Linked DNA regions of Homo sapiens: region 2 is linked to region 1. Evidence: read pairs that join two places in POLR2A ChIA-PET (ENCODE). Cell type or tissue: Caco-2. All regions are shown on one strand. Each heading gives the region's core, and the rest is flanking DNA. Links, peaks and the distances in the headings are about the cores only.

Region 1 (11,557 bases), core at 1,239-9,238:
GATTCATGATCCAGACCTTCTGTTGATGATTCTAGAGCTTGTGCCCCTAATGAGCTAGTAAGGGCTAATACCTCTGCCGCCTCTTCCTTGGGATTAGTTTTTTCTCAGGTTTTGAGTGTCCCAGGGATCACGTGGCATTGCTTTCTCCTACATATTTTGGGGCAGTAATTGGATATGTCTGTAGTGATTCATATCCTTCCCCTTTGGGAAAGACTTAATTGAGTTTCCTTTTTACCTGCTGCTTAAATTAGTTCCATTTCTTCTTTATAGGTTTGCATGCTGAATTTGGGTGTTTTTTAAAAAGTATTTCTACTGTTTCTTTGTTTCTGACTCAGACCTTTTTTCCTAACATACTAATCTAGATAATATACAGGGTCCATCACTGTGAAAGAGATGAAATCAATGACTCTTCTATTTAGTGAAATATCCATTGTTCAAATGCATGCTGACCACCACTGGCTCTGCGTTAGCTAATTCCACCTAGGAAATGTTCTCCTATCAGGCCAGCATCAAGTTCTAGCCTATTCTCCTCCTGCCAGGCCCCACCCCCTTGGTATTTCTCATATTTACTCCCTTTAGAGTCCCTCATTTCATGCATTTCTCGGCCCACTTTCATCAGAGCAATGACCGATAACTGTGTTCTGTTAGAATTTACTGAGGATTTTTTTCATTCTTCTCGGTCTTCCCTGCAGTTTTGCCTTCAAGTCTGTCCGCATATGCTGATCTCTCTTGGGAGAGCTGTCCCAGATTATCCTTCCAAAGCTCTTCCTCTGCAGTCTTAAAATCATTTGTCTCATGTTTTCTGGGCCTGGAATTCCACTCTCTTCCCTGTGGTTTTGACTCTCAGGTAGCTTTCTTCAGGTCCCAGTCACCCCCACTAATTTAGGAATAACGTAGCATCTCCCTACTTTTGTGACAGACCCTTTAAGATAGGAACCGTCAAGAGTCTTTTCCATACATCACTGTGCTCTGGGACTTCACAATCCCAGTTACTCATCAGACTCTGGAGTCTGTTGTCTAAGATCTCTTTTAAGGAAGTATCCCTTTTTCTCTAGTTAGTCATCATGTATTTCTTTATTTTCTCTTTTCCACTACGCCTATTCTGATCAGGGACCAGAGCATGTTTTCAAATCCTCCTTGTTCTTGTGCGCAAACCTGATTTCTAAAAACTGAGCATTTCAGGCACATGCCTTTAAAAATGGCTTCTTAGCTGTGAGTTTTGCAGTAATTTTATTAAAGGGCTTTTTTCCCCATCTTCAAAGAAGATGGCATGTCTTTGGATCTCCATTGGTTTCTCTTTATTCTTTAATGAAATCTGCCACTTTCCATAGGTATGAAGTTGAAATGTATATCTCTGCAGTCTAGAGCTACAGTCTATGTAATCATCAAATCTGGAGGCACCCTGAGACCTGGGGGGAGAAAGCTTGGGCCTTTTTATTTCTTTAATTTCGACTAAACCTTACCTATATTCTTATGATACACATTAGGTACTCCACAGTGAATTTCTTTTTAACCCTCATGATAACCCTGTAAGACAATTGCAAGGTATTTTTAACTCTTTAAACATAAATACGATTGTTCCTATTTCACATAATGAAAAAACTGCCTTGGATATCAATGATCAATATGTTACAGGCACAATCCGTGCTGCTGCCTATGGCACATGTAAATTGCATTATACTCTGCATACACCTCCTGTGCTTATAGTTTATACATTGAGCAGAACAAGTTTCCATAAATCACTGATTAAAATATGTATACTCTGAATAGGGAGCAACATGACAGTCACCCTTATTTGTTGGCTGGTGGGCTACTCAGGTACAGCTGAGAAGCTTTCATTTCTTCTCTTCTTCATTTCTGAAGTAAACGTGGGGGAGAGCAGGAAGAACTGGGAAGTCGCAGCTTAGTTCCGTGTCCAGTTCCACTGGAGGCTGGTTCTGTTGGCCCAGGGCAGTGGTGAATTCCAGAGGCCCAGGCCCTGTTCCTCTTCCATGAGCCTGGTCTCTGTGTTCTTTGTTAGCTTTCCTGCTGATTCTGATGCACCTCAAAGTTTCCCTAGGCCATTCTCAGCCCCTGAGAATCTGCCTCGGAATCAGACCTGTGTAAATCAGTGGCCACGTCGGTCACTTTCACTCTCTCGGTCGTTCCTTGGGCCACTGCTTCCGCCTTCATGCCCACTTCCAGAGGTCCTCTTCTGGCAACTTCTGAGCTTTGGGGGAGTTCTCTGTGTGAACGTTCAGCCTTCTCCAGTCCACACTTAGGATTCAGCTTTCTCAAGTCAGATCCATTGCCACGTGGTTGTCAGCTTGCTGGTTTCCAGAATTTGTTGCTTTTGTCTTCTGTTTTCTTTATCCTTGTAAATTATGTCTGTCTTTTCCTAAAAAAAATTTTCCCTGTCATGTTAGTGTGGTTTCAAAGGGAAATCAGGAGAAATCTGCCACCTTTAGTCAGAAACCTATGTTATTTAATTCCCAAATGCAGGCCCATTTTTCAGATGAGGACACTGACGTTCAAAGAGGTTGACTGACGTGCCTAAACTGCAGTAAAATGGTATAATCAGGATTTGTGCCCAGGTAGCTGGCCGGATTCTCAACCACTCTGCCCCACTACCTCTCTACAAAATCAGATGCTAAAGATGCTTCTTCATTGAGTGCTGTGTATGTTACAGGTGTGGAAAATGATGCAAACAGGAAGGCTCTACCATGGAAATTGGCAAATTCTATGAGACTCCATTAATATAATGGGATTGTTTTGTACTACACTTGATGTTAGCCAAGAGGCCGAGAAGCAATAATGGCATTGTTTTGTAACACATGAATTAGAAACTGCTCATGAATAATAGATTTTATCAACTGTTTCGCTGAACTGAAGGCCTTCCAGGAGAACATTTTGCAAATTTCGTTTCAGAACAGCTAAAATGACATCATTTCCAGAACAGTTTGCTCTGTGCATTGGGAACAAAACCACACACAGAAAAGGGACTCTCTTAGAGTGTGGACATTTTCAGACAATAGTCAAAGTGTAATCAAAATTGCATTTTATATTGCTACTTCCTGACATAATCTGGAATGAATGTGTCTAAGCAACCCACTTCCTGTTCAGTGAGTTACAAGTCGTCTAATATCACAACAAACTCAACGAAAAAACAGTTTTTTGTTATAAGAGGAAACAGTTCCATTTAAATTCATTCCCCACTGCTAACCCTTTCAGTGGGTTCTGAAATAAGATGTCACTCCTTCCTTGCTCAACAGCAAGAGCTCTCTGCTTGCAACTCTTTGAGATATCTCTAGGTCCATTCTTACTGGCTCTAGCTACAGGCATTAGGTAGCCACATACACCATCTCTCTTTTTTTTTTTTTTGAGACAGAGCCTCGCTCTTTTGCCCAGGCTGGAATGCAGTGGCGCGATCTCGGCTCACTGCAACCTCTGCCTCCTGGTTTCAAGCAATCCTCCTTCCTCAGCCTCCCAAGTAGCTTGGACTACAGGCACTCACCACCACACCCGGCTAATTTTTGTATTTTAGTAGAGATGGGGTTTCGCCATGTTGGCCAGGCTGGTCTTGAACTCCTGGCCTCAAGAAATCTGCCCACCTCGGCCTTCCAGAGTGCTGGGATTACAGGTGTGAACCACCACGTCTGGCTCACATATACCATCTTTAGCATAAGATTTCTTTGACATAAAAAACCTACTGGCATTTTGTAGATCATAGAAACTGAATCTGTCTATCATGACCAGAAACCTTTCAGGCAGGCTCCTTTCCTTCTCAGGTGCTCAGAAGTGCTTGTATCATCTCCAAAATGTCTCTGATCCTATGAAAACCTGGGGCTGTGTTGGGAAAATAAAGGAGAAGACAGATGCAGAAAACTTCCTAAGTCCAGAAACAATAGGCTGGCATGGTTTTCCTTGCTCGGCATGAGCATCTCAGACAGACTTTCCAACGTTTGGGACCTTGGCCACTGTGTAATAAGCTACCCATTTAGTAGGCACCAAAGGCGGTAATGTCTTACAAGCCAGGGAATCCCTTACTCTGAAGGTCGATAGCCTGGGTCAGGTGGTATTATCAGAAGGAACCAGGAATTTTTTTTTTTTTTTTTTTTTTGACACAGAGTCTCGCTCTGTCACCCAGGCTGGAGTGCAGTGGCGCAATCTCAGCTCGCTGGAACCTCTGCCTCCCAGGCTCGAGCTATTCTTGTGCCTTAGCCTTCAGAGTAGCTGGGATTATACAGGCACGTGCCACTATGCACAGCTAATTTTTGTATTCTTTGTAGAAGTGGGGTTTCACCATGTTGGCCGGGCTGGTCTTGAACTCCTGGCCTCAAGTGATCCACCCGTCTCCGCTTCCCAAAGTGATTACAGACGTGAGCCATCACGCCCAGCTGGAACCAGGAATTTAACTCACTCTCTGGTAATTGCTGTTCACAGTCTGGAGACAGTATGGAAAGAACCTGGAGACAGGTTCTTTGCATAAAGTTTTTAAGTCAAGCAAAGGGGAGGCTCTAAGGCTTTTCTCTAGATTCTTCCATTTGTATGTGGCCCAGAGCTCAGGATGTCTCAGAGATGGCTCTTTCTTCTCTGTGTACATATTGATGTCAGGATTTGGGGTTGGGAAAGACATCCCTCCAGGGAATCTCTAAAATCACCCTCAAGATTCTGTTCCTGCTTTTTCTTCACAATTTAAACCTGAACACCTGCCAGTTCCTGATAAGGTAATATGAATGCAACAGATTTATTACCTTTGTTTTGTATGTCAGAATTAATTTGTTTTCTCAATGCCCCTTTCTCAATTTTGCCTACGTTTCCTCATTCTCAGACCTTTTTATTCCTGTTTCTAACCCAGAAAGATACTTGAACTTGAGGAGGAAGAGGGAATCTTCCAAACTTTACATATTGTATACAGAATTTGTATATAAACAATTATTTCTTAAAAGAGATTACCTACGTAATTACTCTAACTGCTTACTTTATACGTTTTTATGTATTGAATTTTTTTTTTTCTTTTTTGAGATGGAGTCTAGCTCTGTCACCTAGGATGGAGTGCAGTGGCGTGATCTCGGCTCACTGCAACCTGCGCCTCCCAGGTTCAAGTGATTCTCCAGCCTTAGCCTCCCAAGTAGCTGGGATTACAGGTGTGTGCTACCACACCCAGCTAGTTTTTGTATTTTTAGTAAAGACAGGGTTTCACCATGTTGGCTAGGCTGGTCTTGAACTCCTGACCTCAGGTGAATTTTTTTTTAAGAGAAAGAAAGGGTCTTGCGATGTTGCCCAGGCTGCTGATGTTGACCTCCTGGGCTCAAGTGATCCTCCTGTCTCACCCTCCTGAATAGCTGGGACTACAGGCACCCGCCACTGTACCCAGCTATATACTGAATTTAATATACAACATATAATTTTCATTACCTGTTAATTTGAGGGTGAGAAGTGACACTATAATTACATCACCTTTTGATAACTGGTAAGAGAAAATGCAAATCAAGAAGCTTTTGAATACATACAAAAAGCACTTTAAGTAGGACCAGGTTGATTTCTCCCAACCCCAATTGGGAGGAAGATTCCTGCCAGTTGAGTTTAACTTCATAGTCATGAACTCCAGACAACTGTCAGGCTGAATGGCATCTTTAAGAGAAGCCAGGAATCTTTTCATCATCAACCTTTGTTTTGTTTTGTTTTGTTTGTTTGTTTGTTTTGAGACAGAGTCTCGCTCTGTCGCCCAGGCTGGAGTGCAGTAGCGTGATCTCGGCTCACTGCAACGTCTGCCTCACGAGTTCAATCAGTTCTCCTGCCTCAGCCTCTCGAGTAGCTGGGACTACAGGCACCCGCCACCATGCCCGGCTAATTTCACACCCGGCTAATTTTTTGTATTTTTAGTAGAGACGGGGTTTCACTGTTTTAGCCATTAGCCAGGATGGTCTCGATCTCCTGACCTCGTGATCCGCCCACCTCTGCCTCCGGGCATGAGCCACTGCACCCGGCCTCATCAACCTTTCTTTACTTGATACCTTATATGCCTTTTTAAGTATGTATATCTTACTTAGTGAGAATATTACCTATTTTAATATAAGACTGTTTTCCTCTAGAACCTCAAAGGAAAATAAAATTTCAAATGGGAAGATTTATTGTTTGATGTATCTCAAAAGTCTTGTACATGTAAATTTACCCCACAATTTTTTATAAACACTCTGAAGTGCATGTGTCTCATTTTCTTCTCTAGTAAATGGGGGTTTTGTTTTGTTTTTAGCATGTTGGGTTTCTCTAGGATGGAGGACCCAGTGAGCCTTGGGATCAGACTTTGTGTATCACCTCCTGGGGTCACACAACTTCCAGATGTGTGGGCTGACCTCATGTCGACGCCTCCAGGGTGCCTGGGGCTGAGCTTGATTCCAGGAGCCGTCTGATCAATACTCACTCCGGAGCATAGCACACAGAACATTTGGTTGACTAAAATGTATAGCTGCCATAAAATCAAATTTTTACTGTATTTTAGAAACCTTAGAACTGGGTTTGAATTTCTGGTTTAATATTTGTTGCAACTTGCATTGTGGGAAAAAGCACTGGCCTACAGGTCAAGAGACCTGGGCTTGCGTTGTAGCTTTGTCGTTGACCACTGGGAGACCACCTGGGTAACTGACCAACAAGTGTCCTCAGGTGTAGGATGGAAGACGAAGTGGCCCTGGGGGCCCTGGTTCCATGCTGCGCAGTGAGACGTGTGCTGAGGAGGACTGGGGGCCCCTGGTTCCATGCTGGGCGGTGAGACGCGTGCTGAGGAGGAATTGGCCAATGCAAGGCGTTGCGAATGCAGCTTATCTGAAGGGCTGTGCTTTGATCCCGTGGTCCTTCTTCTCACATAACACCTGTATTGCTGCTCCTTGAGCCTTGAGATAACATTGTGGAGGGGGACAGCATAAGTCATCGCAGGGCTGGGCTCTCCCATCAGCTCTGTGCTTTCTGCATTTCAGATGCCTGGGACAGATGAACCCCAAGATGTGTGCGGTGCTGAGGAATCCAAGGGGAACTTGGAAAGTCCCAAACAGGGCAGCAATAAAATCAAGCTCAAGAGTCGCCTTTCAGGTAGGTGGGGGCTCTACCTGATGCAGCCTGTCTAGGATGAGTTTTCAGCCTCAGGAGCAGGGAGATGAAGCCATTGCCGGGATGAGCTCCCGTCTTCCTTAAAACCTCAAAATCATTTTTACCTTGGATGGTGCATATCCCAGGCATAACAACTGCATTTAGCCTCCTGCCTGTGTGAATTTCATTTTTTTTGAGTCATAACAAAGTGGATGTCAACATTCCTGTGTGTCTCTGTGTCCTGAAACATGACTGTCTTATGTTTGGTTCGTTTACTTCGATCAGATTTCACATGATCCTTTCAATGTGGAGTTAATATCAAATCTGCATTTCAATAAGCAGGAGAAAGATGGGATGGAGTTGCAGCTTTTGGAGCAAATAGACTCTATCTCCTGGGCATTTCCTTACGGCAGCTGGCCTGGGCCCAGAGAGAGAAAGTCAGCATTGAAAGCAATGGCTCTGTGCAGGAGGCACCTTAGAACTTTTGTGTATCATTATGAAAGGCATTTTTTTTTTTTCTGAGATGGAGTCTTGCTCTGTCACCCAGGCTAAAGTGCAGTGGCATGATCTCGGCTCACTACAACCTCCGCCTCCCGGGTTCAAGCAATTCTCCTGCCTCAAACTCCCGAGTAGCTGGGATTACAAGCGCCCGCCACCGTGCCTGGCTAATTTTTTTGCATTTTTAGTGGAGACAAGGTTTCACCATGTTGGCCAGGCTGGTCTTGAACTCCTGACCTTGTGATCCGCCCGCCTCAGCTTCCCAAAGTGCTGGGATTATAGGCGTGAGCCACCGTGCCTGGCAAAAGGCATTTTTTAGGCACATGATGGGTCTTTTCCTCCATTAAAAAAAAAAAAAAAAAAAGTAAAAATAGTATTTTATGGCTGTGTTGGTATAAAGATACAGCTGGAGGCCGGGCGCGGTGGCTCACACCTGTAATCCCAACACTTGGGAGGCTGAGGCAGGCAGATCACGAGGTCAGGAGATCAAGGCTATCCTGGCCAACATGGTGAAACCCCGTCTCTACTAAAATACACACACACACAAAAATTAGCTGGGTGTGGTGGCGTACACCTGTATTCCCAGCTACTTGGGAGACTGAGGCAGGGGAATCACTTGAACCTAGGAGGCTGAGGTTGCAGTGAGGCCAGATCACACCACTGTACTCCAGCCTGGCAACAGAGCAAGACTCCTCTCAAAATAACAAAAAACAAAAAAACAAAAGATACAGCTGGATTCATTAGTGTCTATTCATTACTATTACGTTTATTTTTTTTTCTGCTTATTTAAAAAGATATTTAAAAGGAAACACTTTTATGGGTCCCTGAAGGTGGCATGGGCCCTCAGCACTGTGCCTGCTGGCTTAGTGGGAAAGTCAGCCGTGGCTCCCCCTACAACAGTCATCTGGTATGGCAGGAAAAGCAAGAGTTTTGAAGCCTGGCAGAACTAGGTTTAGCCCTCAGCTCCTGAGTTACCTTGTGACTGTAGGCTAATGATTTAATCTCCCTGAACTTCCACTCCCTCACCTGAAAAAAGAGGAGAACACCCTGACTTTGAAAGGCTGAGCAGATTTTTAAGAAATGCACATTAAAGCATTTAGCACAATGTGTAGTACGTTAACGTTCAAAAAACATTCACGTCCCCTTCCGGCCACCCAGATTGGTGGAGAGGGCATGCCCGCACTGCTCCAAGTTTATTCTCAGAAAGATGGCAGGTTTAAGACGGTGAAATACCTGTTTTTAAGAAAACATCCTCTCTCTCCCCCTCTCCCCCTCTCCCTCTCTCCTTTCTACGGTCTCCCTCTCTTGCCGAGCCTGGACTGTACTGCCATGATCTCGGCTCGCTGCAACCTCCCTGCCTCAGGCTCCCGTGATTCTTCTGCCTCGGCCTGCCGAGTGCCTGGGATTCCAGGCACTGCGCCCCCACTCCTGATTGGTTTTTGTATTTTTGGTGGAGACGGGGTTTCGCCGCGTTGACCGGGCTGGTCTCCAGCTCCTGGCCTCAGGTGATCTGCCCGCCTCGGCCTCCCCAGGTGCTGGGATTGCAGACGGAGTCTCGCTCACTCAATGCTCAATGTTGCCCAGGCTGGAATGCAGTGGCGTAATCTCAGCTCGCTACAACCTCCACCTCCCAGCCGCCTGCCTTGGCCTCCCAAAGTGCTAAGATTACAGCCTCTGCCCGCCCGCCACCCCGTCTTAAGAAGTGAGCAGCGTCTCTGCCTGGCCACCCATCGTCTGGGATGTGAGGAGCCCCTCTGCCCGGCCACCCCGTCTGGGAAGTGAGGAGCACCTCTGCCCGGCCGCCAACCTGTCTAGGAAGTGAGCCTCTGCCTGGCCGCCCATCGTCTGGGATGTGAGGAGCGCCTCTGCCCGGCCGCCCCGTCTGGGAAGTGAGGAGTGCCTCTGCCCGGCCGCCACCCCGTCTAGGAAGTGAGGAGCGTCTCTGCCGGACTGCCCATCGTCTGGGATGTGAGGAGCGCCTCTGCCTGGCCGCCCCATCTGGGAAGTGAGGAGCGCCTCTGCCCGGCTGCCCCATCTGGGAGGAAGTGAGGAGCGCCTCTGCCCGGCGGCCCCATCTGGGAGGAAGTGAGGAGCGCCTCTGCCCAGCTGCCCGAATGGGAAGTGAGGAGCGCCACTGCCTGGCCGCCCCATCTGGGAAATGAGGAGCGCCTCTGCCTGGCCGCCCAGTCTAGGAGGAAGTGAGGAGTGCCTCTGCCCGGCCGCCCCATCTGGGAGATGAGGAGCGCTTCTGCCCTGCCACCCCATCTGGGAAATGAGGAGCACCTCTGCCTGGCCGCCCAGTCTAGGAGGAAGTGAGGAGTGCCTCTGCCCGGCTGCCCCATCTGGGAGATGAGGAGCGCTTCTGCCCTGCCGCCCCATCTGGGAAGTGAGGAGAGCCTCTGCCCGGCTGCCCCGTCTGGGATGTGAGGAGCGCCTCTGCACGGCCACCACCCCGTCTGGGAAGTGGGGGGCGCCTCTGCCCAGCTGCCCTGTCTAGGAAGTGAGGAGCCCCTCTGCCTGGCCGCCCCGTCTAGGAAGTGAGGAGTGCGTCTGCCCGGCCGCCACCCTGTCTAGGAAGTGAGGAGCGTCTCTGCCGGACTGCCCATCGTCTGCGATGTGAGGAGCGCCTCTGCCCTGCCGCCCCATCTGGGAAATGGGGAGCGCCTCTGCCCGGCTGCCCCGTCTGGGAGATGAGGAGCGCCTCTGCCCGGCTGCCCCGTCTGGGAGATGAGGAGCGCCTCTGCCCTGCCACCCCATCTGGGAAATGGGGAGCGCCTCTGCCCGGCCGCCCCGTCTGGGAGGAAGTGAGGAGCACCTCCGCCTGGCTGCCACCCCATCTGGGAAGTGGGGAGAGCCTCTGCCTGGCTGCCCTGTCTAGGAAGTGAGAAGCGCCTCTGCCCAGCCGCCCCGTCTGGGAGGAAGTGAGGAGTGCCTCTGCCCGGCCGCCACCCCGTCTGGGAAGTGGGGAGCACCTCTGCCCAGCCGCCCTGTCTAGGAAGCGAGGAGCGCCTCTGCCCGGCCGCCCCGTCTGGGAAGTGAAGAGCGCCTCTGCCTGGCCGCCCTGTCTGGGATGTGAGGAGCACCTCTGCCCGGCTGCCACCCCATCTGGGAAATGGGGAGCGCCTCTGCCTGGCCACCCCGTCTGGGAGGTGAGGGGCGTCTCTGCCCGGCCGCCCCGTCTGGGAGGTGAGGGGCGCCTCTGCCCAGCAGCCGCCCCGTCTGGGAAGTGGGGAGCGCCTCTGTCCGGCCGCCCCATCTAGGAAGCGGGGAGCGCCTCTGCCCGGCCGCCCCGTCTGGGAAGTGGGGAGCGCCTCTGCCCGGCCGCCCCGTCTGGGAAGTGGGGAGCGCCTCTGCCCGGCCGCCCCGTCTGGGAGGTGGGGAGCGCCTCTGCCCGGCCGCCCATCGTCTGGGAAGCGAGGAGCGCCTCTGCCTGGCCGCCCCGTCTGGGAAGTGAGGAGCATCTCTGCCCGGCTGCCCCATCTGGGAGGTGTACCCAACAGCTCCGAAGAGACAGCGACCATCGAGAACGGGCCATGATGACGATGGCAGTTTTGTCATCAAGAAAAGGGGGAAACGTGGGGAAAAGAGAGATCAGATTTTTACTGTGTCTGTGTAGAAAGAAGTAGACATAGGAGACTCCATTTTGTTCTGTACTAAGAAAAATTCTTCTGCCTTGGGATGCTGTTAATCTTTAACCTTACCCCCAACCCCGTGCTCTCTGAAACATGTGCTGTGTCAACTCAGGGTTAAATGGATTAAGGGCGGTGCAAGATGTGCTTTGTTGTTAAACAAATGCTTGAAGGCAGCATGCTCGTTAAGAGTCATCACCACTCCCTAATCTCAAGTACCCAGGGACACAAACACTGCGGAAGGCCACAGGGACCTCTGCCTAGGAAAACCAGAGACCTTTGTTCACGTGTTTATCTGCTGACCTTCTCTCCACTATTATCCTGTGACCCTGCCACATCCCCCTCTCCGAGAAACACCCAAGAATAAT
Region 2 (11,557 bases), core at 2,365-10,364, 54 kb before region 1:
GACCTCTGTCTTGGTGTATAGATGAGTGTGACTTAAATTCCACTGCTAAACTATGTGGTGTCTGGGTGCAGTGGCTCACACCTGTAATGCCAGCACTTTGGGAGGCCAAGGCAGGAGGATTGCTTGAGCCTGGGAGGTTGAGGCTGCAGTGAGCCATGATTGTGCTACTGCATTCCAGGGACATAGTGAGACCGTGTCTCAGAAACAAACAATAAACTATGTAATGGTAACAAGATTTGGTAGTTGATAATTTGAATTGGGCGTGAATGACTAATAATGTATCATTGGTCAGAAAAAAATCTCGAATAAATATTTACCCTAATTATTTCTTCACTCAGCGTGTGTCTCCCAATTTAAATTTTGTGATAACAATAATTAAATGTACACATTTTGTAATGAAGAAGACATATTTGTTTATTTGTATTCTGTATTAGTTTTTCACGCTGCTAATAAAGACACACCCGAGACTGGGTGATTTATAGAGGAAAGAAGTTTAATGGGCTTACAGTTCCATGTGGCTGAGGAGGCCTCACAATCATGGTAGAAGGCAAATGAGGAGCAAAGTCACATCTTACATGGCAGCAGGCAAGAGAGCATGTGCAGGGGAATTTCCCTTTATAAAACCATCGGATCTCGTGAGACTTACTCACTCTCACGAGAACAGCACGGGAAACACCCACTGCTATGATTCAGTTACCTCCCACCAGGTCCCTCCCATGACATGTGGCAATTATGGGAGCTACAATTCAAGATGAGATTTGGGTGGGCACCCAGCCAAACCATATCATATTCCCTGCTCTAGATTCCAGATAAGGGAGAGGAGGGAGGCGGTGCTCAGCCCCAGCCATTTATGCTGAGTAGAGGAGGTGAGAAGTAGTTGGTAGTGACTTCCTCAGTCTCTTCCTTCAGCGAGCAGTTGGAGTGCACTGTTCTAGTCACATCTATTCCTAGGCCTAGACTCTGACCTGTTTTCAAAGTCTCATATGCCTAAGCCCTGGCTTGCTCTCTCTCCCTTTCTTTATTAGCAAAGAAATCGATTATCTTCAGGAAAGGTATTATGAGCACACTGAAGGTATCAGTCACTTTTTTTTTATTTATTTTTTTTTTTTTTGAGACAAGGTCTTACTCTGTAACCAAGGGTGGAGTGAGGTGGCAGAGTCATGGCTCACTGCAGCCTCGACCTCCTAGGCTCAAGCGATCTTCCCGCCTCAGGCTCCCAAGTAGCTGGGAGTACAGGTGTGCACCACCACACCTGTTAATTTTTTGTAGAGATGGAGTCTCACTATGCTGCTCAGGCTGGGATATCAGCCACTCTTACTAGACAGTATTCAGCCAAAAAAATTCCACCTTGAGTCCCCTAAGGACAATTTGACTCTGTCTAGGGAGGCTTTTGGAATCTGTGAGGAAATTCAGTGTAGTAGGGAGGCGATACCTGAGAGAGAGTGCCCTTGGCAACCTGGGTCCCATCCCTCTTATGGAGCTGTCCAAACTTGCCCCCATTTCTCAGCTAGGACTTCCCTGGGAAATTAATCTGTATAGATTTAACACTTCCTCTCAACCAGTTGTTCTCTGGGAACCTGTAGATTTACAGCATCAGACAGTTCTCTGAGTTAATTAGGCTTAGCAGGTTTTCAAAAGACCACAAACAGCTTTGTAGCCTCCCATTACTTCTTAGGGGAGGGAAAATCCTGGGCACAAACAATTAATTGCTCTCCGTCCATCCTGTGTGTCCAACAAGGTGACTATTAGCAGCTAGTACTGTCCTATAAACTCAGACCCTGTCATAATAACTCATCTGTAAACATCCCCTTGTGGTTGGTGTTTATTCTCCTGTTGTCTGTGTAGGGACCTGACATACTCAGATGAAGTAAGAGTGCCTGCTTTGGTGAAAAGTCTTCAGAATTCTCTTGTGTTTATGGCATTGTAGTACAAGCCAGTGCCCAGTGGTGGTGATACAAGTTACTTTGTTTTTTTGTTTCTTTCTTTTCCTTTTTTTCTTCTTTCTTTTTTTTTTTTTTTTTTTTTGTGACAGAGTCTCCCTCGGTTGCCCAGGCTGGAGTGCCCTGGTGCCATCTTGGCTCACTGCAACCTCCGATTCCCAGGTTCAAGCGATTCTCCTGCCTCAGCCTCCTGAGCAGCTGGGATTACAGGCACGTGCTACCACGCCCGGCTAATTTTTGTATTTTTAGTAGAGACGGGGTTTCAGCACGTTGGTCAGGCTGGTCTCGAACTCCTGACCCCATGATCCACCCGCCTTGGCCTCCTGAAGTGCTGGAATTACATGCGTGAGCCAACGCGCCTGGCCAGTTTTGTTTTTTTTTTTTTAAAGTAGAGACAGCTTCCTGCCATGTTGCCCAGGCTGGTCTTGAACGCCTGGGCTCAAGCGACCCTCCTACCGTGGCCTCCAAAAGCTCTGAGATTGTAGGTGTCAGCCACAGCGTCTGGCCCCAAGTTACTTTGAATTGCACACATAGACATCCATGGTTCAGCTTGGCAGTACCCGCCATGGGTTCACACTATGTGACAGGCATTAATAATTGATGGCTGAATGCCCAGGATGATTTTCAGAGGTACCTGGAAATTGTTTCTTCCAAAGGTTTTGGCAAAACAGTCAAATATCAAAACTATACAGCTGCCTCAAGCCCTCTTTTAATAGAATCCCGGCATAGATAAATTGTGTATGTCTTCAGCTTTCTGACATCTCCCTGTATTTGGCCCTCTCTTATCTATTTTCTTGTCTTTCTTGGTCTTTAAACTCCAGGCAGCTTTATTCCTCCAGCTGTTCTAAGCCCCCACCCTCACCCGCCAACCTCTTCCCAGGACTCCCACCCTTGGAGAGCCCAGACTCCAGAATTATGATAGAGCATCAAGGAACAGAGGAGTTGCTCAAAACTTTCTTTGAGATAAGGCACCTTTTGCGGGAAAAGGAGGAGGACGTGATGTGTCCAGAATAGGCCTGGTGAGGTAAAGAACTACAACTGGCCAGACGCAGTGCCTCGCTCCTGTAATTCCAGCACTTTGGGAGGCTGAGGCGGGCGGATCACTTGAGGCCAGGAGTTCGAGACCAGCCTGGCCAACATGGCAAAACCCTGTCTCTACTGAAAATACAAAAAATTAGGCAGGCATGGTAGCGTGCACCCGTAATCCCAGCTACTTGGGAGGCTGAGGCAGGAGAATCACTTGAACCTGGGAGGTGGAGGCTGCAGTGAGCTGAAATCACACCACTGCACTCCAGCCTGGGCAACAGAGTGAGACTGTGTCTCTTAAAGAGAACTACAATAGATTTCAGAGGGAAAGTTCTAGGCTAAAACTCAGAACCGCATTTCTGGATACTGTGGTCTTTCCATTTGTCTTAAAGTCATCCTGCAAAGGTCAAAGTCAAATAAATCTTAATTGAATTAATAATTTTGCATGCCAGAGGAAAATTGCAAATTAAAAAAATATGTGATGGAGAAGCATCTGAAAGACTAACCATACCTGTTTATGGAGAGGAAGCCTTCTGTTTTTCTAGAGGACATGATTGTATTCCATTTCTTTCTCAAATACTGACTTCAGAGTTTACTGTAATGATTCTAATGCTGGGTAAGGATCCTACTGAACAGAAAAAGGGACTTGAATGTATGAAATAGTCAGAAGGGGTTGGAAAAGTTACATAAATCATTTAAATACACATGGATGGAGAATGCGGAGGCCTCATGTTGAAGGTGGTTTAAAGAATTCTAAGAATGGCCAGGCATGGTGGCTCACGCCTGTAATCCTAGAACTTTGGGAGGCCGAGGTGGGCGGATCACGAGGTCAGGAGATCGAGACCATCCTGGCTAACATGGTGAAACCCCGTCTCTACTAAAAGTACAATTAGCCAGGTGTGGTGGCAGGTGCCTGTAATCCCAGCTGTTCAGGAGGCTGAGGCAGGAGAATGGTGTGAACCCGGGAGGCGGAGTTGGCAGTGAGCCAAGATTGCACCGCTGCCCTCTAGCCTGGGCGACAGAGCGAGACTCCATCTCAAAAAAAAAAAAAAGAATTCTAAGAAAATACCCCCTATTTAAAGTCTCTCACCAGCTTGCTGCAGCATCCGTAATTCATTCATTGCCCTTTGTCTGCAGGAAGACCTTAGAAAATTCAGTGTCCAGGAAGGAATAAAATAACCTGTCATACAGTTTCTTTAAGGTGACAGGGTCTTATTTATTGCCAGGAAGCTGGAGAGGACAGGGAGATGGTGCTGAACTCAAGATAAACTCCTCTTGGCTTTGTCATTTTGCCAAGAATGGACCCTGCAGAAGAAGTAAAATACTGTCTCAGTCACAGGCACCTTCCAAGTTTCTTGGAACTTCCATGAGAGTACAGGGGAGAAAGATATCTAAGTTCTTATACTCTGAATCAATAGGCCAGACTTTTTGGTACTGAAAAGGTCTCTGCATACCACTCATCGTGTTGTTTAGAGATTTAACGTATTTAATAAAAAGTAGATTCCCAAAAAGCAATTTTAAATGAATTTTGTCTCCGAGCTAAATCTTTTTCAGGATGATCGTAAATGTTTCAGAGGCCTAAGACAACTTGGAGATAAAATGAATATTTCTGGCCAAGAGTGGTAGCTCACGCCTGTAATCCCAGCACTTTGGGAGCCTGAGGTGGGTGGATCACCTGAGGTCAGGAGTTCCAGACCAGCCTGTCCACCATGGACAACATGGTGAAACCCCATCTCTACTAAGATACAAAAAAATTAGCCGGGCATGGTGGTGGGCACCTGTAATTCTAGCTACTCGGGAGGGTGAGGCAGGAGAACCCCTTGAACCCAGGAGCTGGAGGTTGCAGTGAGCTGAGATTGTGCCACTGCACTCCAGCCTGGGCAACAGAGTGAGACTCTGTCTCAAAAAAAAAAAAAAAAAATCATTTTTTCCAGGTTTATGTTTTGTGCTGTGCACCAGATCAATACTGTTGGGATGACTTGCTCCTCTTATCCCCAGAATTCTTCCTGGGAAACTAGTGTTCACAATTATTAGAATGTGAAAACAAATGAGATGATCCATTTTAACACCCTCACTTTACAGATGAGGAAACTAAAGTGCAGGGTTGACCGTGACTTAAAAAGAATTGCACAGTGGGCAGAGCATAGGCTTTGGAATCAGGCAGGTTTGGATCTGCTGCTCAGTAGTGATGTGAACTTGGGCAAGCTGATTGATATTTCCAAGCTGCAGTTTCATCTTCTGTTAAGACCGTTCTTAGGTAAATAGTGTCTATGAGGCACCTACTCAAAGAATGAACTCAAAATTTGCCCATAATAATACTGTATTCACTAGGAACACAAAATTTGCCCAATAATACTATGTTCACTGTTTTTTAAAAACCGAGACATATTCACATAACAGAAAATTCACCATTTTAAAGTGTACATTTCAGTGAGTTTTAGTGCTGGGTTGGGCAACCGTCACCACTAATTCCAGAACATTTCCTTCACCCCCACAAAACCCTGGATCTATTAGCAGTGAGTCCCAATTCCCCTCTCCCCCAGCTCCTGGCAAGCACTAATCTTTCTGTCTCTATGGATTTGCCTGTTCTGGACATGTCATATAATGGAATCATGTAGCTTTTTGTGGTCTGACTTCTTTCACTTTGCATAATGTTTCCAGGTTTCACCCATGTTGTAGCATATAATTTATTCCTTTTTTACTGACAAAGAATATTCCATTATATGGATATATCAACAGTTGTTTATCTGTTCATCAGTTGATGGAATGGAAGACCCAGCTGTCAGGTGTGATGGAAAACTGTTGCCATTGTTTTAATGTTAGGTCAAAGCCAGAATGAGGACTTGGGCATCCCACTCTCAATCTAGTCTTGTGTTTATGCCCTGCACTGATTTGTTGACATCTGAGCACATGTATTTAAATAGTAGTGCTTTTCTGAAAGAAAATCTTACAACCTGGCTACCTACTTTTAGGATTTTATACCTCTCCAAGGATTTTTCCAGTATGGAAAAAATGTTTACAATGCAAAGAAATGAAATCTATACGTTATAGAAAAATTGTGCTGAGAGACAGGTTCAATTTTTATTTTTGAGACTAGTGGATGGTGTTTGTTTGTTTGTTTGTTTGAGATGGAGTCTTGCTCTGTCGCCCAGGCTGGAGTGCAGTGGCGCGATCTCAGCTCACTGCAACCTCTGCCTTTCGGGTTCAAGCGATTCTCGTGCCTCAATTTTCTGAGTAGCTGAGACTACAGCCGCGCACCACCATGCCTGTGGTTAACTTTTGTATTTTTAGTAGAGACGAGGTTTCACCATGTTGGCCAGGCTGTTCTGGAACTCCTGACCTCAGGTTATCCTCCTGCCTCGGCCTCCCAAAATGCAAGGATTACAGGCATGAGCCACCGCACCTGGCCTAGTGGATGGTCTTAATGCCTCTTTGTCCCTCTGTATTTTGCACGGTGACCTGGCGTCTGTACAGTATCTTTTATCTGCCTGTTTTTGTACATGTAAGTTTACTACCATGGTTTCTAGCCTGGGATCAAAGAAGGTTTGGTTGATGTTTGAGTCATGAGTACCCCCCACCTTTTTTGTTGTTGTTGTTCACTTTATTCTATGGCAAAAATTCAGAATTATTCTCTCCTTTAATTAGACAGTCACTGTCATTCCATTAACGTGACCATTAGGTATGGGGAATATATGCCTTTGGGCCAGAATTTAGTGCATTTCAAGCACATCTGGTCACCTCTCCTTCCCGCTCCCTTGCCTGCTACCTAAGTGAAAGCTCACTATGAGATGAGAGGAGGACTTTGATGATCTGGCCTCCTTCCAATGTAATGTAATGACTGCCCCAGCTCTCAGGTCTGATTTCCCTGCTGACAAGATCCCAGAAGGCATGTTAATGTCTGTTTACCTGCAGTCATCATTTCTTCAGAGGCAGCATTGCATGTAGCCCCAGGCTTTTGCTGCGTGAGCATAAGAAGTCCAGAAGCAGATCTGATTTGTGAAGGATTTGGTTGTTGACACTTTTGCTTGGGAACGAGTGATGTGTAGAATGTGGCAAGATTCCAGTGGAGAAGGCGTTGTCCTGGGTTCATCAGGGATTTGTGCTGCTTTATCTTAGGTAGCATGAGTGGAGGGTCCAGCCCAGCCTGGTTTCCTGACTTTGCACAAGGGTTTTCTTTGCCCAAGCTTTGATGATCCGGTCCCGAATACCCCTAATTACTCATTTCATTTGATGTTGTATTTTCTTATCGTTCTTTAAGATCTGGAGCAGTTATCATGTCATGCTTCACATACCTTATCTCCTTTGTATTACTTCCTGCTTCTAAATACCTGCCAGCCCTCACATATATGAAAAAGCGACTGACCCTGACCCCTCTCCATGCTGAGCGTCCTTTATTCCTCCGACTGTTCCTGGTTGACACAGTCTCCAACAGCCTTTTGTCCTGGTCCTTCTTTGTCTATGTGTTTTCCACATTGTCAGTGATCCTCCTAATGTGATGTCCAGACTGGAAATGACACTCCATGTGTGCTGTGATCAGCCTAAACTGGGACTGTTACCAAGGCGTGAGCCTGATCCTCATTCAACACAGTGTACTGTTGCCACCAGTGCCTACTTAGCCAGTTGCCTGTTTGTTTTGTTTTGTGTTTTTGGAGACAGGGTCTCACTCTGTCACCCAGGCTGGAATGCAGTGGCGTGATCTCGGTTCACTGCAGCCTCTGTCTCCCAGGCCCAAGTGATCCTCCCACCTCAGCCTCCCGAGTAGCTGGGATTACAGGCAGGGACCACCACACCGGACTAATTTTTGTATTTTTAATAGAGACGGGGTTTCGCTATGTTACCCAAGCTGGTCTCAAACCCCTGGACTCAAGTGGTCTGCCCACTTGGCCTCCCAAAGCGCTGGATTACAGGTGTGAGCCACTGCACCCAGCCATCAGTTGGCTTTTAATACCAGTCATTACCTGTTACCCCTACTCAGTGAGGCATAGGCTCCCATTGTTGTGCTGTTGATTATTTGCTCCTAAGAGCAGAACTTTATACTTCCCCTAATCCACTCTATCCATTCTTTACCCTGGGGACTCATAGTTTTATTCCATTGGAACTATATGGATGGGAGCCTAGCATAATTCCGATGCAAGAAATGGTTGGAGTGAAGAAGAATTTTATTTTTTAATGATATGTTAGCATTGGCTCTGTTCCTAGAAAAATCCTTCTCCAACTCCTGATCCTACGGTACTTAAATTAGTCATTTCTAGTTCATGGGGTTTTGTGTTTGTTTTGGGAGTTTGGGGGTAATTGTTTGTATCAATTATTACATAGATGAAAAGAATGAATTGGGTGTTGAATCTCTTTAGGAAGCTCAATACCTCAGTCCATCGGCCAACTGGTCGTCACTTGGGTGGACCCTTGAACGCGTCTGTCTGCTGTGCTGTCTAGGAAGGGTGTGTGGGGTTCTAACTGGCACCTCTCTGTCTGTTGCAGTTACCTGGCTGAGCAGTGCTGGAATGGCGGCTTTATCTACCTGATCATGCTGCGTCGCTTTAAGCACAAAGCCCACTCCACTTATAATGGCAACAGTAGCAACAGCTCTGAACCAGGAGAAACACCTACCTTGGAGCTGGGTGACCGAACTGCGAAAAAGGGGAAACGAACCAGAAAGTTTGGGGTCATCTCCAGGCCTCCTGCCAACAAGGCCCCTGAAGAATCCAAGGGCAGCGCTGGCTGTGAGGTGTCCAGTGACCCCAGCACTGAGCTGGAGAACGGCCCTGACCCTGAACTTGGAAACGGCCATGTCTTTCAGCTAGAAAATGGCCCAGATTCTCTCAAGGAGGTGGCTGGACCCCATCTAGAGAGGTCAGAAGTGGACAGAGGGACAGAGCATAGAATTCCAAAGACAGATGCTCCTCTGACCACAAGCAATGACAAACGCCGCTTCTCAAAAGGTGGGAAGACGGACTTCCAATCGAGTGACTGCCTGGCACGGGTAAGGTTTGGTTTGATTATGGAACCAGAATTTTATTTATCGTGTGTGTTTGTTTGTTTTTGCAGCCCAGCCCATGCGGGAAATACAAGCTGGGCTCAGAACCAGAATTTTGAAAGAAATATTGTTTGAAGTTGCTTTTAAGGTTTAAAAAATATACCTAAGATGACCTCGCATTGAGAAGCCAACAAATGCATTAAGAAAAGTGATCAGAGGAGAATGACAAAAAAGCTCCAGTCATTTTATCCTACTTAAATAAAGAGCTAGTCAAGTGATCCTAAGTGGAAAACTCAAGCCTTCTGTGTTAAAATTTGAGTCATGTGAGGTCCAGATAAAGTACTTCACTGCATCGTTATTTATCGCTGCTGTCACCAGTGGAATCGCTGCTGCAAGGCCAAGAATTCCTGATGGCAGCTGACACCACAAACATCTAAGCCTCAGTATTACACAGGAAGGGTATTCAATACACAGGGAAGCATCTGCTTTTATTTTTAGCAGTTCAAAATTAGTGATGTTTTCATGGGATCACGTTATTACATTGCTGAGTTCTAGGGAAGTTTGGAAGCTTGACAACAATCTCTGATACTATGAAATCCAGCTGTGAGGGTCAAAGTTGGTTACCACACCTGCTTTGCCTTTAGGTGTATTCTGAATGATAAGGGGTAAGCTTCTAGCCTCAAATGGTCTCCCTCATTATAACCAACATTCTGTCCTATGAGAATTGCATTTCTTTAGGGTAGACATGTTCATTCCAAGAATCTTCTTAGATATTCCTGCAGGCTCCATTTGAAACGATAAACTGCCTACGTGGATGCTGACTGGTTTCTTCTCTGACTCAGGAGATGCCCCTTAGGGATGAAAGAGAAAGTTATAAAGATCAAAATGGGCGTAGGAGTATCAAGTTGAGGCCAGGCGCGGCAGCTTGTGACTGTAGTCCCAGCAGCTTGTGACTGTAGTCCCAGCATCTTGGGAGGCTAAGGATGGTAGATCACTTGAGCTCAGGAGTGTGAGACCAACCTGGGCAACATGGTGGAACCCTGTCTCTACCAAAAATACAAAAAATTAGCTGGGGGCCTGAGTGAGAGGATCGCTTGAGTCTGGGAGGTGGAGGTTACAGTGAGCCAAGATTCTACCACTGCTCTTCATCCTGGGTGACAGAGCAATACCCTGTCTCAAAACAAGAAAAGAAGTATCAAGTTGAGTTTTGTCTGCTGAGAAATGGTGCCCTGGGGGTAAGTGTGATTTCTGCCATTATAGCCAAATGTACAATGGGTTGAAAAGAATTACAATAGCCCCTCTCTCAAGAGATTATGTTCCTTCATTTGAGGAGCTGGGTGATCTTCATAAAGTTGGACACAGAGAAGGCATTATTTGTAAATAGAATGTATGAATAAGAAAAAAGTTGATGTCTCCATCAATGATTTGCTACTAATTTTATAAGTTCCCCCAAAAAGGATTAAGGACAAAAAAAAAAAAGATTATAATATACACCTCTTCCAAATTAAGGGCAGTGAAAATATTATAATGTGTTTCTTATCAGTGCATACCCTATCTTGATAGGATTTCTTCCCTAATGATTAGATTGTGCATACACAGAAAGCCTAATGTGAACAAAATAAGGTTGTGGGTATTGGCTCCCTTAATCATTTGAAGGTTTAAGGCACCAGGAGAAGGTTGAATCTCACATATAGTCCCAAGAATAGGCCTTCATTTGACCTAGGACACAGTGGAAATAATTTGGAATGATTTTAAAACAAAGGGCCAGGTGCAGGGGCTCAGGCCTGTAATCCCAGCACTGTGGGAGGCCCAGGCAAGTAGATAACTTAATGCCAGGAGTTCAAGACCAGCCTGGCCAACATAGCAAAACCAAAAATACTAAAAATACAAAACTTAGGTGGGCATGGTTGCACATGCCTGTAATCCTAGCTACTCAGGAGGCTGAGGCACAAGAATCACTTGAACCTGGCAGGTGGAGGTTGCCGTGAGCCAGGAATCGCACCACCACCCTTCATCCTGGTCAACAGAGTGAGACTGTCTCAAAAACAAACAAAAGCTAAACTTTTAAGAGATTACTCATCCTCTGCTTACCTTAATTAAACGTAATAATACTATTAATAATAAATTTAATTAAAATTGAACTTCTGGCCGGGCGCAGTGGCTCACGCCTGTAATCCCAGCACTTTGGGAGGCCAAGGTGGGTGGATCACCTGAGGTCAGGAGTTCGAGACCAGCCTCAACATGGAGAAACCCCGTCTCTACTAAAAATACAAAACTAGCCGGGCATGGTGGTGCATGCCTGTAATCCCAGCTACTCGGGAGGCTGAGGTAGGAGAATTGCTTGAACCTGGGAGGCGGAGGTTGCGGTGAGCCAAGATCGCGCCATTGCACTCCAGCTTGGGCAACAAGAGCGAAACTCTTGTCTCAAAAAAAAAAAAAAAAAAAAAATTGAACTTCTGGAGTCGCTATTTGAAGACTACACATATCACAGTTCCTTTGCGTTGTTTTTATGCTCAAGGTCAAACATCCTATGAGGTGTAAATGAAAGAGTGAAAACAACCAAACTGATCCATTGCCTTTAGGGCATTTTTTTTAAAAAGCCGCATGCCTATAGAAA

The links. Peaks named below come from ENCODE experiments on the same cell type or tissue, not always from the same donor. Only the 100,000 strongest peaks of a DNase experiment are listed, where the experiment ranks them.
Region 2: POLR2A ChIA-PET joins it to region 1 with 15 read pairs; 10 of 35 experiments call an interaction of 5 or more read pairs at or near these places.

The regions. Positions count from the first base shown.
Region 1 is chr5:32,030,278-32,041,834 of GRCh38, forward strand. PDZD2 (PDZ domain containing 2) reads left to right here. Exons shown (of 25, transcript NM_178140.4): 7 at 6,954-7,065. Among named protein-coding and RNA genes, the nearest start is that of MIR4279, 100 kb to the left of the region's middle. RefSeq lists an enhancer at 11,100-11,557. In Caco-2, for the core only: no CTCF peak of the experiment used is centred there; no DNase peak of the experiment used is centred there.
Region 2 is chr5:31,974,711-31,986,267 of GRCh38, forward strand. PDZD2 (PDZ domain containing 2) reads left to right here. Exons shown (of 25, transcript NM_178140.4): 3 at 8,445-8,946. Among named protein-coding and RNA genes, the nearest start is that of MIR4279, 44 kb to the left of the region's middle. In Caco-2, for the core only: no CTCF peak of the experiment used is centred there; a DNase peak (open chromatin) is centred at 7,021.